Regions from separate parts of the Homo sapiens genome. Here region 1 is linked to region 2. Evidence: read pairs that join two places in POLR2A ChIA-PET (ENCODE). Cell type or tissue: PC-9. All regions are shown on one strand.

What was found. ChIA-PET counts read pairs that join two places held together with the same protein. Peaks named below come from ENCODE experiments on the same cell type or tissue, not always from the same donor. Only the 100,000 strongest peaks of a DNase experiment are listed, where the experiment ranks them.
Region 1: POLR2A ChIA-PET joins it to region 2 with 5 read pairs; 2 of 35 experiments call an interaction of 5 or more read pairs at or near these places.

Annotation. Positions count from the first base shown.
Region 1 is chr1:224,865,054-224,873,053 of GRCh38, reverse strand. No RefSeq gene overlaps it. Among named protein-coding and RNA genes, the nearest start is that of DNAH14, 61 kb to the left of the region's middle. In PC-9, no CTCF peak of the experiment used is centred here; no DNase peak of the experiment used is centred here.
Region 2 is chr1:224,407,438-224,415,437 of GRCh38, reverse strand. It overlaps WDR26 (WD repeat domain 26), which reads left to right. Exons shown (of 14, transcript NM_001379403.1): 7 at 3,873-4,011. Among named protein-coding and RNA genes, the nearest start is that of MIR4742, 13 kb to the right of the region's middle. In PC-9, no CTCF peak of the experiment used is centred here; a DNase peak (open chromatin) is centred at 7,677; H3K4me3 peaks cover 781 bases; H3K27ac peaks cover 3,036 bases.

The DNA of each region.
Region 1 (8,000 bases), 460 kb before region 2:
TAAAGAAAACAAAGACCATATTTTATTGCAGCATACTCTCATGAATAATGACACACTTTGTAGAAAACGTCCAATAAAAGATGACCTATTGATGGCAGTGCTATTTCACAGCTGCTTCTATATTGAATCTCCCCAACTGGATTGAAAATATATCAAGGACAGAGATGGTGACGAGCCACTTCTTAGTTTTGCATCAAACAGAGGCCCATGAACACTGCACATGCTTATAAATATGCAACACCCAAGCCATACAATGCACATAAAGCACACATATGTGCACACATAGAGAATACACTCTGTCATCCATACGCACACATGTATGTATGCGCACACATGCATATGCCACACGTGCATGTGCCATACACGTGCACATAGAAACACATTCACTCACATACCTACACCAGGACTGTAATACACATACACGTACCTGTGCATCTGCACACACATGCACACTTATGCACATAAACAAGCATGCACATATACATATGCACCCATCCTCTAAATTCTGTTTTCTGGACCAATCCACAAGTGCTGCATGACTAATAAGGCCATGAGTGATTTTACTGAACACACTGATTGTTGTTTAAAATCTGTACCAATAGCTCTTTGAGAAAATAATCTAAATATATTGTTCTCAAGTCCCTCAACTGAGACTAAAAAATTATAATAGGCTCTGAAGAGAAGTTAGCTTTATAAGAAAATAAGACAGCCCCAAAATACTGCTCTCTACCATATGACAGCACCTCGGGGGGATTTATTCACATTTTTATACCTGTTCTGAGGGAAAGAAAAACACTTGGTTCTCCCAGAGAAGAAAGATGTACAAAAGAATACTAGTAATAATAATAAAAACAGCAATCAACCTGTATTCCATCCATCTGCTCTGACAAAGTAATGCTTTTAAAACATAAGTCTGATGATATCACTGGTCTACCTTAAACCTTCCAATAGCTTCCCCTCACTCAGAGTCAAATGCAAACTCTCAACAATGGCCTTCAAGGCCCTGCAGAATCTGGCCCCCATGACTTTTTTCTCTGCCCTCATCTCTCTCTGCTTCGGCCCCAACTCCTTCCTATTCTAAACATACTAAACAAGACCCCAACCCAGGACCTTAGCGGCTGTGGTTGCCTCTGCCTAGAGCACCTTTCCCCAAAGCAGGCAGAGGTTCACACCCAAATGTGACCATCTTCTATAAACTCACACATGCGATCCCCTTCCCCTGCTGGACTTTTTCTTCACAGACCTTATTGCCACCTGCACTGTACATCTGTTTTCCCCTCGCCAGACTGTAAGCTCGATCCGAGCAAGGACTTTTTTCACTCACCACAGGATCCCCATGGCCTAGAATGGCATCAGACATGTACTATTGACTACTAAATGCCCAAGAAGTCTACACTGAATGAATAAATGAATTGCTTGAACACATATTCTATGCCGGGCACTTCCTAAGTGCTTTATATGCTTTATCTCATTTAGTACTTTATGAGGTAGGCATGGGTATGAGCCTCTCTGAGGCTCAGAGAGTTCAAGTAGCATGCCCAGGTAGCTACCTGAGTGTCCCCACTACATGGAAACTGCTGATCCGAGAGAGAGAGAGAGAGAAAGCCAGAGAATGCCGAAGATGAGAACTATGATCTTTTTATAATCTAAGCTTGGTGATGACATCCAATTACTTTTGCTATGTTTTATTCATGATAACTGAATTGGTAAGTCCAGACGCACTGCAGAGAAGGGGACTGCTGACACAGTGCATGAATACCAGGAGATGAGGACCATCTTAGAGAAGGTCTACCACACTTCTTTCTGTCCATCAGACTAGCTCCTTGGCAAATCAGGAATAAAGTGCTCACTGTTGGGAGATGTAGAGATACATAATTCTGCCTCTACAAGGGTGTTTTTTTAACCAATACATAATTTTGTACATATTTATAAGGTACATGTAATATTTTGTTATATGCAAGAATGAGTAATAATCAAGTGAGGGTATTTGGGGTATCCATCACCTCTAGTATTTATCATTTCTATGTGTTGGGAACATTTCAAGTGTTCTCTTCTAGCTATTTTCAACTATACAATACTTTGTTGCTAACTATAGTCACTCTTTTTTGCTATCAAACATTAGAACTTATTCCTTCTATCTCACTGTCTGCACCCATTAACCAACTTCTCTTTATTCCCCCATCCCATCCAGACACCTTTCCCAGCCTTCAGTATCTATCATTCTACTCCCCATCTCGATGAAATCAACTTTTTGGCTCTGACTTATGAGTGAGAACATACAATATTTGTCTGTCTGTGTCTGGCTTATTTCACTTAACATAATAACCTCCAGTTCCATCCATGTTGCTGCAAAGAACATGATTTTTCATTCTTTTTTTGTGGCTGAATAGTTTACACTGTGTATATATGCCACATTTTCCTTATCTATTCATCTATCGAACACTTAGTTTGATTCCATATCTTTACTATTGTGAATACTGCTGCAATAAATATGGCAGTGCAGATACATCTTTGAAATGTTGATTTCTCTTCCTTTCGATAAATACCCAATAGTGGGATTCCTAGATCATACGGTAGTTCTATTTTTAGTTTTTGAGAAATCTCCATACTGTTTTCTGTAGTGGCTGTACTAATTTACATTCCTACCAACAGTGTATAAGAGTTCTTTTTTCTCCAGATTCTCATCAGCATCTGTTAATTTTAATAACAGATTTTAATGGACCTTTGAAATAAGACAATAGTGATTCTTAATCTGATTTCATAATACTCATATATATGTCTTTTTATCATCATCTAATGCAATTCTTAAAATTACAAACACAACAACTACCTTGATTTCTTTCAATATTTTATCATGAAAAATTACAAGCAAATAACAAGGTTAAAAGAATGTTACAGTAAACGTTGGTATACTCATCACTTAAATACTATTATTAATATTTACTATGCCTGCTTTATTACATGTCTGTCTAGCCATCCTTTTATTCAGGCATGAATCCATCTTGTTGCTTGATGCATTTCAAAGTAAAGTGAAGACATCGGTAGACTTCCTCTGAAATACTTCAATGTGCATATAATTAATATGGTTCATAATAAAGTTTGATTTTTTGCAGTATTTTATGTAAATTTTACAGACATTAAATGTATATACATTGAAGGAGTACATTCACTGCATTTGGAACAATGCATTAACCTTTGTAACCCAAACCTCTGTTGAGATACAGAACATTACCATAAACCCCAGAAAATTCCCTCATGCCCCTTCACAGTCAATCCCTGCCCCCACCTCTCAGATGCAATCACCAACCTGGCATCGGAGTGGGCTTCCCTTCATTTGAACCTCATCACTTTATTTTTAAAGCAAATATTTCAATGTTGTTTGTTTCAGATTATAAAAGTGTTACCATCCACCATAGATTTGTTTGGACTGCTCTATAATCGCAATAGGATCATATAATGTACTGTTTTTTGTAAGGCTTCTTTCACTTAGCACAATGTTTTAAAATTCATCTATGTTGTATGTATCAATAGTTCATTCCTTGTTATTGCTAAGTAGTATTCCATTGTAAGATTACAGTGCACTGTTTATTCATTCTCCTGTTGATGGACACCTGGTCCATTTCGTATTATTATAAATAAAGCAGCTGCAAACATTTTTGTATTAGTCTTTTTGTGAACATATTCTTTTACTTGGATAAACATACCTCTGACTTTTAAAAAGATATGCCTTCTTGTCCTTTTATTCAGGGTAATCCAGCAAGGTAAACAAGTGAAAGGAAATAAGATTGGGGTGTTTTAGACCCTGAAGATTTGCAGGTTACTGTTCTAGCACAGCAAAATTGTGGACTAGAAAAATTGATTCACTAAATAGTAAAATCATTGTTTTTGGCTTGGAAGAAACTTAGAAGTCAAATGGTTCAAATCCCTCGTTTTCGTAGAGATCACTGACTTGCTGAGAGACACAGCTTATCAGGAGGGACCTACACCCAGGTCTTCTAACTTCCAGTCTGGTTCTCTTGACACTACCATTCATCCCACAATAATCTTGTGGTATGAAAAAGTGAGAAACAAGTTTAGATTAAAACAATGTGTACCTAAGCCAGTGCATCTTTTACATCTGAGGGGCAGGCCCATAATCCATCACTGGCATCCCAGGGTTGAGAGCGCTAGATAAGCTGGTTCTTTTCATGATACACATCCTGGACCCTGTTGTCACCAGCTTCCACCTTTGCTTCTGAGATTTCTCTATCCCTACTGCCTCCACATGCTCCTTATCTGCAGGACCCCAGATTTTCCCCTTCTGTCTCCTATTTCCCAGGGCAGGGTCAGCCCCATCTTCATCCTTTAGATCTGGCATCAGAGTGGGCTTCCCTTCATTTGAACCTCGTCACTTTATTTATTTATTTATTTATTTATTTTTATTTATGAGACAGAGTCTCACTGTTACCCAGGCTGTAGTGTAGTGGCGCGATCTTGGCTCACTGCAGCCTCTGCCTGCTGGATTGAAGCAATTCTCCTGCCTCAGTCTTGCGAGTAGCTGGGACTACCGGCCCCCGCCACCACGCCTGGCTAATTTTTGTATTTTTTTTAGGAGAGACAGGGTTTCACCATGTTGGCCAGGCTGGTCTCCAACTCCTGACCTTGTGATCCGCCCACCTCAGCCTCCCAAAGTGCTGGGATTACAGGCATGAGCCACCGCGCCCAGCCAGAACCTCATCACTTTATTTTTAAAGCAAACATTTCAATGTTGTTTCAGATTATAAAAGTGTTACATTCAACTACTACATGAGCAAAAATAAAAATACATGAAAATACCAAAGTTGATGAGTCTGGAAATCTGTATACTACTGCTGGTCATGTAAATTTCTGTAAGTACCTCATAGAGTAATTATTCAATATCTGACAACATTTTAAAATGTGATAAATGCCTTCAAATTATCTTAAAAGGATGCAAGTAAGAAATGTATTAGCTTTTACTACCCCAAGTAGCTTGCAACAACAAATATTTCTTTCTTGTTCATTTACTTGAGGACTACAGGTCAGCTAAAACTCTACTAGACTAAGCTGGACTCTACTGGGCTTGACTGAGATCTACTGAATTTAGCCAACTTTCATGTGTCTTTCCATTCAGAGACCTAGGTTGGAGTATTAGTCACTATCTGGGACATGTCATTCTTATGATGGAGAACAGAAGATCAAGAGAGCAGAGCCAAACCACAAAAATGCCTTTAAAGAATCTGTCCCAATGCATTCTAATGAATAATTACTAAATGATATTGTCTACTCAATCTACCTTCTTGGACACAAATATTCATTTCTCTCCACAAAATTTACTCATCTTCTTTCCAAGATACCTCAAGAGCCTCATCCAATTCAACATCAGGCTTCAAGTCCAGGACCTCATGACCTTCATCAGGCTCTGATTGTAGTGATAGTTCCCCTCCAGCCATAAAAGACCTATGTAGAGGTTGAGCATCCCTAATCTGACAATCTTAAAATCTGAAATGCTCCAAAATCTGAAACTTTTTGAGTGCCAACATGAGGCCACAAGTGGAAAATTCCACATGTGACCTCTCACATGTGATGGGTCACACAGTCAAAATGCAGGCACACAATGCACAGTTTTTTCAGTATTTCCAAGGGAAGAAGACTCTTCCACCCCCTTCACCTGTGCTATAACTTTTCCACACATGTTTAGACTTGGGTCCCATCCCCAAGATATCTCATTGTGTGTATGCAAATAATTAAAAATCTGAAAAAATACAAAATTCAAAACACTTCTGGTCCTAAGCATTTCAGATAAAGGATACTCAACCTGTGTCCATCATACAATGGTAGAACCAGATAATTGCAATAAATACTCCCAGTTGAAAAGGGGAGCAAAAGGAGGCACAATAGCCCAGTCAGTGGTCCATAGCAATTCTGAAATCCTGCTGGACAAATCTTGGGGGCTATAGGGAAAAATGTATACCTCATTGGAAAATGATCCATTGTTGAACATATACTCTTCTTTGTCTGACTCTGATGCTGTAAGAGCTCTGTGTCTTTCATTGTCTTTAAGCTGTTTTACAACTCTGTAAATTGTAGATAAATGATAGCAATGCAAAATAATTCTTACCTATAGACATGCAAAAAATTCTGTCCAATAGAATTTTAACTGACTTCTCTCTCCAACTGTGAAAGATGCCGATTTCATCTCCACTTGCACATTCCTGATATACAAAGGTGTCTGATTTTTAGATTCTTCTTTGAGAATTTTCTTTGCAACATCTGCTGGGTTCCCTCATTAATAATGGTTAAATAAAATCTTTTAACATTGGTTCATTTTATACCTGTGTGAGAGGCATTATTTTACCTTTCTAAAAATCTTTAAATGGGGTAAAAACATGGTCTTAGATTGGGCCCTGATTCTGACTCCTGGAAGTGGTTCTCTAAACATTTTTTCCATAGCTGTTGGCTCTGCCCTCTGAGATGTCCTTTATTTTCCATCATCCTCTTTGGCTATATCTGAAGAGACCACTGCAGAATATGCCCAGCTTGGCAGCTGAGAACCTTTCTTGGCCTGCTCCTCATCTGTAGAAAGTTAGGTGCCCAAGAGATGTTTTTACTTCTTGAACTATGACTGTCTGTATTAGTGCAGGCTGGTAGCATTTTTGTCAAAACATTCTCTCGGTAACTTTCCTGTTTTGCTGTCTATTTGGTTTCTGTTGGTTTCCTGTGGCAAAAGGGAGACCCATAGTTCTTTTTGAGAATTGCCTCTCTCTCTCTAAATTAATTACGAATACTTTAGGTTTCTGTGGGACCGTGCCCTTGATTTTAACTTAATCCCCAATGCAAGAGTATTAAGAAGTAGAGCCTTTAGGAAATGATTAAACAATGAAGGCTCTGTCCTCATAGATAGGATTAGTTCTTTATAAAAGGGTCTGAGGAGGTGAGTTCACTGTTTCTGTCCCTGCTATCATGTGAGGACACAGTGTTTATCACTTCTGGAAGACACAGCAACAAGGCATCATCTTGGAAGCATAGACTGGGTGTTGCACCAGACACTGAACCTATTAGCAGCTTGATCTTGGACTTTCATCTCCAGGACTGTGAGAAATAAATTACTATTGTTTATAAATTACCCAGTTTCTGGCATTTTGTTATCATAGCACAAATGAACTAAGACAATGGGCAAAGATATGAACATATACTTCACCAAAAAGATATATGGTTGACAAATAAGCACATGAAAAGATGTTCAACATAATTTGAACATTCGTCATTAGGGAAATGCTAACTTAAATCACAATGAGATACAACTAATTAGCTACTGGAATGGCTAAAATTGAAAAGACTAATAATAACAAGTGTTGGCAAGAATGCAGAGCAACTATTGGTGGTAATGTACAATGTACAACCACTTTGGAAACAGTTTGGCCACTTCTTATAAAGTTAAACATATACTTATGGCCCAGCAATCTCACTCATATCTTTATAAAGGGAAATAAAAACTTATGTTCACAAAAAAATTGGTATGAAAATATTTATGGTGGCTTAATTTTTAAAAGCCTCAAACTGGTAAGAACTCAAATGTCCTTCAACAAGTGGATAAATCAAGGTACACCTATACAATAAAATAATACTCAGAAATAAAAAGGACCAAATTCTTGATACATGCAACAATGTGGATGAATTTCAAATGCATTGTGCTAAATGAAAGAGTCCAGGCTCAAAGGCTACATACTGTGTGATTCCATTTATAGGACATTCTGGAAAATTCAAAATTATATAGAGAAAACAAATTAGTAGTTCTAGGGGCTGGGGCTGGGGCTGGGGCTGGGGCTGGGCCTGGCGGCTGACTCCAAAGGGAATTTGAGGATTCTTTAGTATGATAGAATGGTTCTGTATCTTGAGTTTGGTGATAGTCACATGATTGTATGCATTTGTCAAAACTCACAGACTGTACACTAAAAAGGATGGTTTTTACTGTAATAAATTCTACCTTAAAACAAATAGGC
Region 2 (8,000 bases):
CCAGAATTGTTTCTTCCCTCATCCTTAGTTATACTTCCATGGTTCTAATGACAACTAGATACAGGCCAGAGCTACAGAATTTATCTCCTGAGCCTTAGACCTTAATGCCACAATTTGGGTTCTCAAGTACATTAAACACAGCATGTCCGAAACAGAACTTCCTTTCCCTCTCACCTATTTTTGCAAAATCTGCTTTTTCTTAAATTCCCTACCTCAGTGAAAAGCAACCATCTACCCAGTTTTCCCAAACCAGAAAACTTGGAGTCAGCCTTAGCTTTTTACTGTAGAGATTTTAAAGTCACTAAGAGAATAATGTCAGACATTACGTTATATACACAGTCTTGAGAGTGAGTTATGCCCTTTATTGCTAAACTGCAAAAATAGAACCTGAATTTACTTAGTTATTTTTTAATTAAAAAAAGTTTTTATTCAACACATGATCTTGCCCTGTAGCCCAAGTTGGAGTGCAGTGGTGCAATTATAGTTCACAGCAGCCTTGAACTCCCGTCTCAGCCTGAGCAGCTGGGGCTTCAGGTGTGGACCACCACACAGCTAATTTCAAAAAAAACTTTTTTGCTTTGTTTTTGTGTTTTCGTTGTTGTTTTGTGGTTTCTTTTTTTTGGAGATGGGGTTGCTCACTGTGTTGCCCAGGCCAATCTCAAACTCCTGGCCTCAGGTGATCCTCCCACCTTGTCCTTCCAAAGTGCTAGGGTTACAGGTATGAGCAACCATGCTGGGTCTGAACCTAAATTTAATTCCTATTATTTATCTAAAAGTCTTCAAAAGAAAAGTTGCTAATTTTTATTACTTTCTTTACTCTTTTAGAAACTAGATTTTAGCATTGGAACTAGAAAACTATTTTCGGAAATTAAATCTTAGCTTTGAAATTAAATACCCGCTTTTTTCTGGAGAATAAAGAATTATGAATAAATGAATTATTCTGATTAAAATTATTCTGATTAAAATGAATTATTCTGAATAAAAAATCCTGATGTACATTGAAAAGGTTTATTAGATTGTATACAATTTCTAGGCAGGGCATGGTGGCTCACACCTGTAATCCCAGCACTTTGGGAGGCCGAGGTGGGGAGATCACTTGAGCCCAGGAGTTTGAGACCAGCCTGGGCAACATGGCAAGACCCTGCCTCTACTAAAAATACAAAAATTAGCCGGGTGTGGTGGTGGGTGCCTGTAATCCCAGCTGCTGGGGAGGCTGAAGCAGGAGAATTGCTTGAACCCGGGAGGTAGAGATTGCAGTGAGCCGAGATCGTGCCACTGCATTCCAGCCTGGGCAACAAGCGAAACTCAGTCTCAAAAAAAAAAACAGGCCGGGCGTGGTGGCTCACGCCTGTAATCCCAGCACTTTGAGAGGCCAAAGTGGCTGGATCACGTGAGGTCAGGAGTTCGAGACCAGCCTGGCCAACTTGATGAAACCCTGTCTCTACTAAAAATACAAAAAAATCAGCCAGGTGTAGTGGTGCGCACCTGTAATCCCAGCTGCTGGGGAGGCTGAGGCAGGAGAATCACTTGAACCCAGGAGGTGGAGGTTGCAGTGAGCAGAGATCGCACCACTGCACTCCATCCTGAACAACAGAGCGAGACTCCATCTCAAAAAAACAAATAAAGATAAACATTAGAGGAGGAAAAAACTATTTCTGATACTGAAATTGCTTATTTGATTGGAATTTTGTCCAGCAGTGCCTTGAAAAATATGATTTTAAAATGGTATTTGGAAAGAAAACTGGTCTTGGAGTCAACCATAGGTCCAAATCTTAGTACAATTACTTATCAGTTTTATAACATCTGGTAAATTATTTGTCCTCTTTGAGCCTCATGAAAATGGGGATAATAGTACTTCCATGAGCAATATTATATGTGAAGTGTCTAAAGCAGCATTTGGCACCTAGTAATTGCTTAATAAATGTCAGCTAGTATTGATTATTTTATCTAAAATCACACATGTATAGTAGTAATATTAAAGCAATTTAATTTAAAAATCTGAAAGTTTAAAACAGCCTGCAAATACCCATCTGCTAAGGTAGATTGCCATGTGTACCAAATAAAGAATGTTAATTTATTTTTAAATGTATATTTTGTTTCAGACTGGTGAATTGACAAAATGTAATTCTAAATTATTGATTGGGAAAAGAAGCAAGGAAGACCGTGTTTCAAGATACACTTAAAGGTGTATCCATTATTGTTTAAATAACGTTTTTTTTGGGGGGGGGGGTTTTTGTTGTTGTTGTTGTTTGAGACTATCTCACTCTGTCACCCAGGCTGGAGTGGAGTGGCATGATCTTGGCTCACTGCAACCTCCACCTCCCACATTCAAGCGATTCTCCTGCCTCAGCTTCTTGAGTAGCTGAGAGTACAGGCATGTGTCACCACACCCGACTAATTTTTGTATTTTTAGTAGAGATGAGGTTTCACCATGTTGGCCAGGCCAGTCTTGAACTCCTGACCTCAGGTGATCCGTCTGCCTTGGCCTCCCAAAGTGCTGGGATTACACGTGTGAGCCACCATGCCCAGCCTACTCAAATAACGTTTTTTATAATACAGAGAATTTATAAGGTAGAGCTGTTCTGTCTAAACAGTAGCCACTAACTACATGTGTCCATTTAAATTCAAATGTAAAATAATTCAAATTAAATAAATCAAGTTCCTCCAGCTTACTGGCCACATTTCAAGTGTTCAATAGCCACTTGTAGTGAGGGCTACCATATTAGATAACACAGGTATATAGCATTTCCACTGTCACAGAAAGTTCTGTTGGACAGTTGATATAGAGGTTGGAAAAGAATGATTTTTTTTTAAATGAGTGCTTAATGAAAATAGTCATTTAAGTTGGTAAACCGGATCATAAATCACAAAATGCTTTGCCCTTGATATATAATATTAGCTGCCATTTATGAGGTACTAGCTAAGTGTCAGATTCAGTCTAAATGGTTTATAGTCATTTTCTCTTCCTCTTATTTCATCCTTGGGTAAGGAATTCTGTAAGGCAGATACCTTAATCTTTGTTTGATAGTTGGAAAAATTGAGATTTAGAGAGGTTAATTTAATATCTCAGAATCATAGCTAAGTGACTGAGCCAAGATTTAAATCTAAGTCTGTCAGACTACTGCTCCCATTCTTAAGGCTTTGCTCTTAACTACTGCACTCCTTGCCATATATTGCACTTCTCCTGTGCATCCCCCCAAATATTATTAATCACATTTGAGTATCTCTTACATTCCAGAAATTTTAAATGTATTTCTAATTCTTACAAGAATTCTAAGAACCCTGTTAGGTAGATACTAATCTCCTTTTGTAGATGTGGGAACTCAGGCTAAGAGTTGTTAAATAACTTGCCAAAGACATTAAAGCTTGTGAGTGAGAAGGACCTAAACTCATTATCTGGAGCCTATTCTGATTTTGGTTTTGGTTTGTTTGTTTTTTGAAATGATCTCACTCCATCACCCAGGCTGGAGTGCAGTGGTGCAGTCATAACTCACTGCAGCCTCTTAACTCCCAGGCTCAAGCAATACTTCCCCCTCAGCCTCCCCAGTAGCAAGTAAAAAAAAATGTAGCTGGGCCTGGTGTCACAGGTCTGTGGTCCCAGCTACTCAGGAAGCTGAGGTGGGAGAGTCTCTTGACCCCAGGCGGTCAGGGCTACAGTGATCTATGATTGTGCTACTGTACAACAGTACAGAGCCTGGGCAACAGAGAGACCCTGTCTCAAAAAAAAAAAAAAGATTTACAAATGCATTCACTTCTTATTTTTAAAGTTAGTGATGTGATCTTCAAAGAAGTTTTGTCAGTTATTTAACCTTTTTTATTATTATTACTCTAATCTGTTTTGAAAGAATAATTTGTGGACCTCTTTGTTTTAGGAGGCAGTTCCCATGTTATACGCAGCAGATACTTACGGAGCATTGTAATGAAGTGTGGTTCTGTAAATTCTCTAATGATGGCACTAAACTAGCAACAGGATCAAAAGATACAACAGTTATCATATGGCAAGTTGATCCGGTATGTACCCCAATATGAGTGTTTATATTACAAAAGGGGATAATTTTGAATCTAATTCATTGATTACATATTTTTAAGTATATATGTATCAATAGTATTCTTTTCTAAGAGCATTTTTTATCATTTTTACATCTTCATGTGTTGTATAGATAATATATGTAAGTTAATATTATCAACATTGTTGAGTGTTTATGTGCTAACAATAATGTTAAATCTGTGTATGCATTATCTAATTTAATATTCTGAAAAACTCTGTGAGGTGCTAACATCTCCTGCAGTCAGATGAGGAAACTGAGGTAGAAGTTAAATGCTTTGACTCTCACAGCTAGTACGTGACAAAGTTTGACTCAAATCCCGGAATACCTTGACTCCAAACCCACTGCTATTAACATATCTGCCAATTTATATCTTTGTTAATACTTGGTTGAAAGATTAGGCCAGGCACGGTGGCTCATGCCTGTAATCCCAGCACTTTGGGAAGCCGAGGCAGGAGGATCACTTGAGCTCAGGAGTTCAAGAGCAGCCTGGACAACATAGAGGAGAGTCTGTCACTACAAAAAATTAGCCAGGCATGATGGTACACACCAGTCGTCCCAGCTATTCAAGAGGATGAAGTGGGAGGATCACTTGAGCCCGGGAGGTGGAGGCTACAGTGAGCTGTGACCTTGATACTGCACACTCAAGGCTGGGCAACAGAGTGAGACCCTGTCTCAAAAAAAAAAAAAAAAAAAAGAAAGAAAGATTAATACAATGTCCATTCTGTCCCAACCACAAGTTAGAAAAGACTCATTACTCTTTTGCCTTCTGAAGCCCATCATTATCTTGTATAATTTGTGGACCTTGTTGTGTAATCCTTTCCCCCTTTGTTTTCCCATTGATATATATGAAAAGTATTTTATTCTGGATTTAAAATTGTAAGTTCCCTCTAAAATCAGATAAGTGTTCGTTTATAACCAGATGACCTATGGATTTGTTGTGGGTAATAAGTATTTTCATTTATTTCAACTAATTGAACATTTATCAAGTGATCAAAGGAGCACATGACTCCGGATAGGTTAAGGAACTATATTTGGTTTAGGAGTCATTCACCTAAAATAAACTTCTTTTCTTTTCTTTTCTTTTCCTCTTTTTTTTTTTTTTTTTTTGAGACAAAGTCTCGCTCTTGTCCCCCAGGCTGGAGTGCAATGGTGCGATCTTGGCTCACTGCAACCTCCACCTCCTGGGTTCAAGGGATTCTCCTGCCTCAGCCTCCCGAGTAGCTGGGATTACAAGCGCTTGCCACCACGCCTGGCTAATTTTTGTATTTTTAGTAGAGATGGGGTTTCACCATGTTGGCCAGACTGGTCTCAAACTCCTGACCTCAGGTGATCTGCCCTCCTCGGCCTCCCAAAGTGCTGGGATTACAGGCGTGAGCCACTACGTCCGGCCAAATAACTTACTTTGAAGTTTAGAATTAAAATATGCTATTAGCTCAGGATAAAGTTTTGGGCTCCCGTGTTGAGAAAAATAGAAAAAGGGAGCCACAGATGGAAATAATTTTTTTTTCTTTTCTTTTTTTTTCTCTGAGACAGTATCTCACTATGTCCCCCAGGGTGTAGTGCAGTGGGGCAATCTTGGCTCACTGCAACCTCTACCTCCCAGGTTCAAGAGATTCTTATGCCTCAGCCTCCCAACTAGCTGGGACTACAGGCAGGCACCACGACGCCCAGCTAATTTTTTCATTTTTGAAGTAGAGACGGGGTTTCACCATGTTGGCCAGGCTGGTATCATATTCCTGACCTCAGCTGATCGCCCACCTCGACCTCCCAAAGTGCTGGGATTACTGGCGTGAGTCGCCATTCCCAGCCTAACAGTTCTTTTTAGAAGAGAAGTGAATTTGAGAGCATACACCAATTCTTGCATACCTATGTATGCTACAAACAATGAAAGGTAAATAAGATACATTCTTTACCATAAAGCAGTGGTTCTTTACCTTTTTTTGGTACCACGTACCTCTTTGGCAGTTTGGCAAACCTATGGACTCTTTCTCAGAATATGTTTAAATGCATAAATCAAAGCACATAGCAAGGCCAAATATATGTTATGTATTCATTACTAAGGAAAGCCAACTATATTGATATGTAGTTAACATAGTACAAAAACATTTTTTATTTTTATTTAATGCTTTATTAATGCATTAAATAATAAATTCTAGCAGCAGATATAAGTACCAGAATTTTGAAGTAGTGATGAGCATAAATATTTCAAAGTATCTGCAACAACTATAATATGATATGAAAAGATGTAAGATTTCTCTTGTTAATGGAGTCACCTAATACTACCTAATTTAGTATACTAGCTAGTATACTACCCACCACTACCTAATATACTACCCTGTGTAATTACTAATATACCCAGTACTGCCTAATACTACCTTGTTAATTGCCTGCATTTGAGAGTGAAGGAAACACCAAATTTCAGGCTGTGTTTAATAATAATAGAGTTGTGTCTTTTTCTCATTTAAATTCATAGACCCCTGATTCTATCCCTGGACCCATTCTTGTAGATCTCAGGTTTAAAATTCCTGTGAAAAAAATGTACCGTTTAAATGAAAACAAAATTCAATGAAATAAGCATGATACATAATAGATAATACATAAAGTATTATGAAAGCGCAGGGAAGCTTTACAAGTCGAAATACCTCTTGAGAGTCTTACTGCGCATCACACAGGTGGACAACAGGAAAGTGGCATTCTAGGAAGACAGAAAAACCTCTTGCCCTCCTGTCCAACTCCAAAAAAAAAAAAAAAAAAAGAATGGGATGAGTAATGGCAGAGTGGGAGATTAGACTAGAAAAAGAGTTTGGGATCAAATCATAGCCTTTGCATACTATTCTGAGTTCTGTTTTCATTCACCAGTCATTTATTTGCATGATATATGAAAAAGAAGGTAGTAATACCAAAACTGTGCTTTATTAGTTTTTCCTAGTAGCAGTGTATAAGAATCCCCTTCATTTAGCCAGTATTTATTAAACACCTGTTGTGTGCCAGGTCTTTTGCTGTAGACAGACTAAGCACATGATAATACACCGTAATTTATAGTGGGTGCTACAGGAGCTCATCAAAGAGAGCCTACTGGAACAGCAAAGCTAGGGAAAGTAAGAAAAGTAAATATTAGGTGAAGAAGAGGTAAAGAACTATTTAGGCAAAACTAGTTAGGATAGGCCCTTGGGCAAAAGAAAACGTAACATGGCATTTAGGTGGTTTGGGGGAAGAGTTTTAGGTAGACTAGAGTTGAGGTTAATTAAATAGCAGCCAGATCAAGGAGGAGCTTTTGTATTCTTTGCTAAGAAGTTTAGACTCTTATGCCAGTGTTTCCCAGAGTGTTTTTGCAGGAATAATGGGTATGCAGAATTAATAGGTGTTACATGTAAAGGGCTTTTGTTGCCAGATTAGCTTGGGAAATGCAGAGTTAATGCTTACATTCCAATATGAAACAGAGAGACTTTTAGAGACTGTAATTTTTAGATAGCTGTATTATAGTGAGTCCTCTGGGACTGTTTGGTTCTTTTGGTATGATGGTATTTTTGTTATGTCAAATACTGTCTGAAAAAATTATAAGAAAATATGTGTTCTTTTTGGCCGGGTGCGGTGGCTTACCGCTGTAATCTCAGCACTTTGGAAGGCCGAGGCAGGTGAGTCACCTGAGGTCAGAAGTTCAAGCCAACCTGGCCAACATGGTGAAACCCCATCTCTAGTAAAAATAAAAAAAATTAGTCTGGCATGGTAGTGCGTGCCTGTAGTCCCAGCTACTTTGGAGGCTGAGGCAGGAGAATTGCTTGAACCTGGGAGGCGGAGGGTGCAATGAATTGAGATTGCGCCACTGCACTCCAGCCTAGGCGACAGAGCAAGACTCCATCTCAAAAAAAAAAAAAAATTTATATATGTATATATATATATATGCCCTTTTTGAACGTGTGTGTGTGTTTTAATGGAGAGAAAAAAGTACAT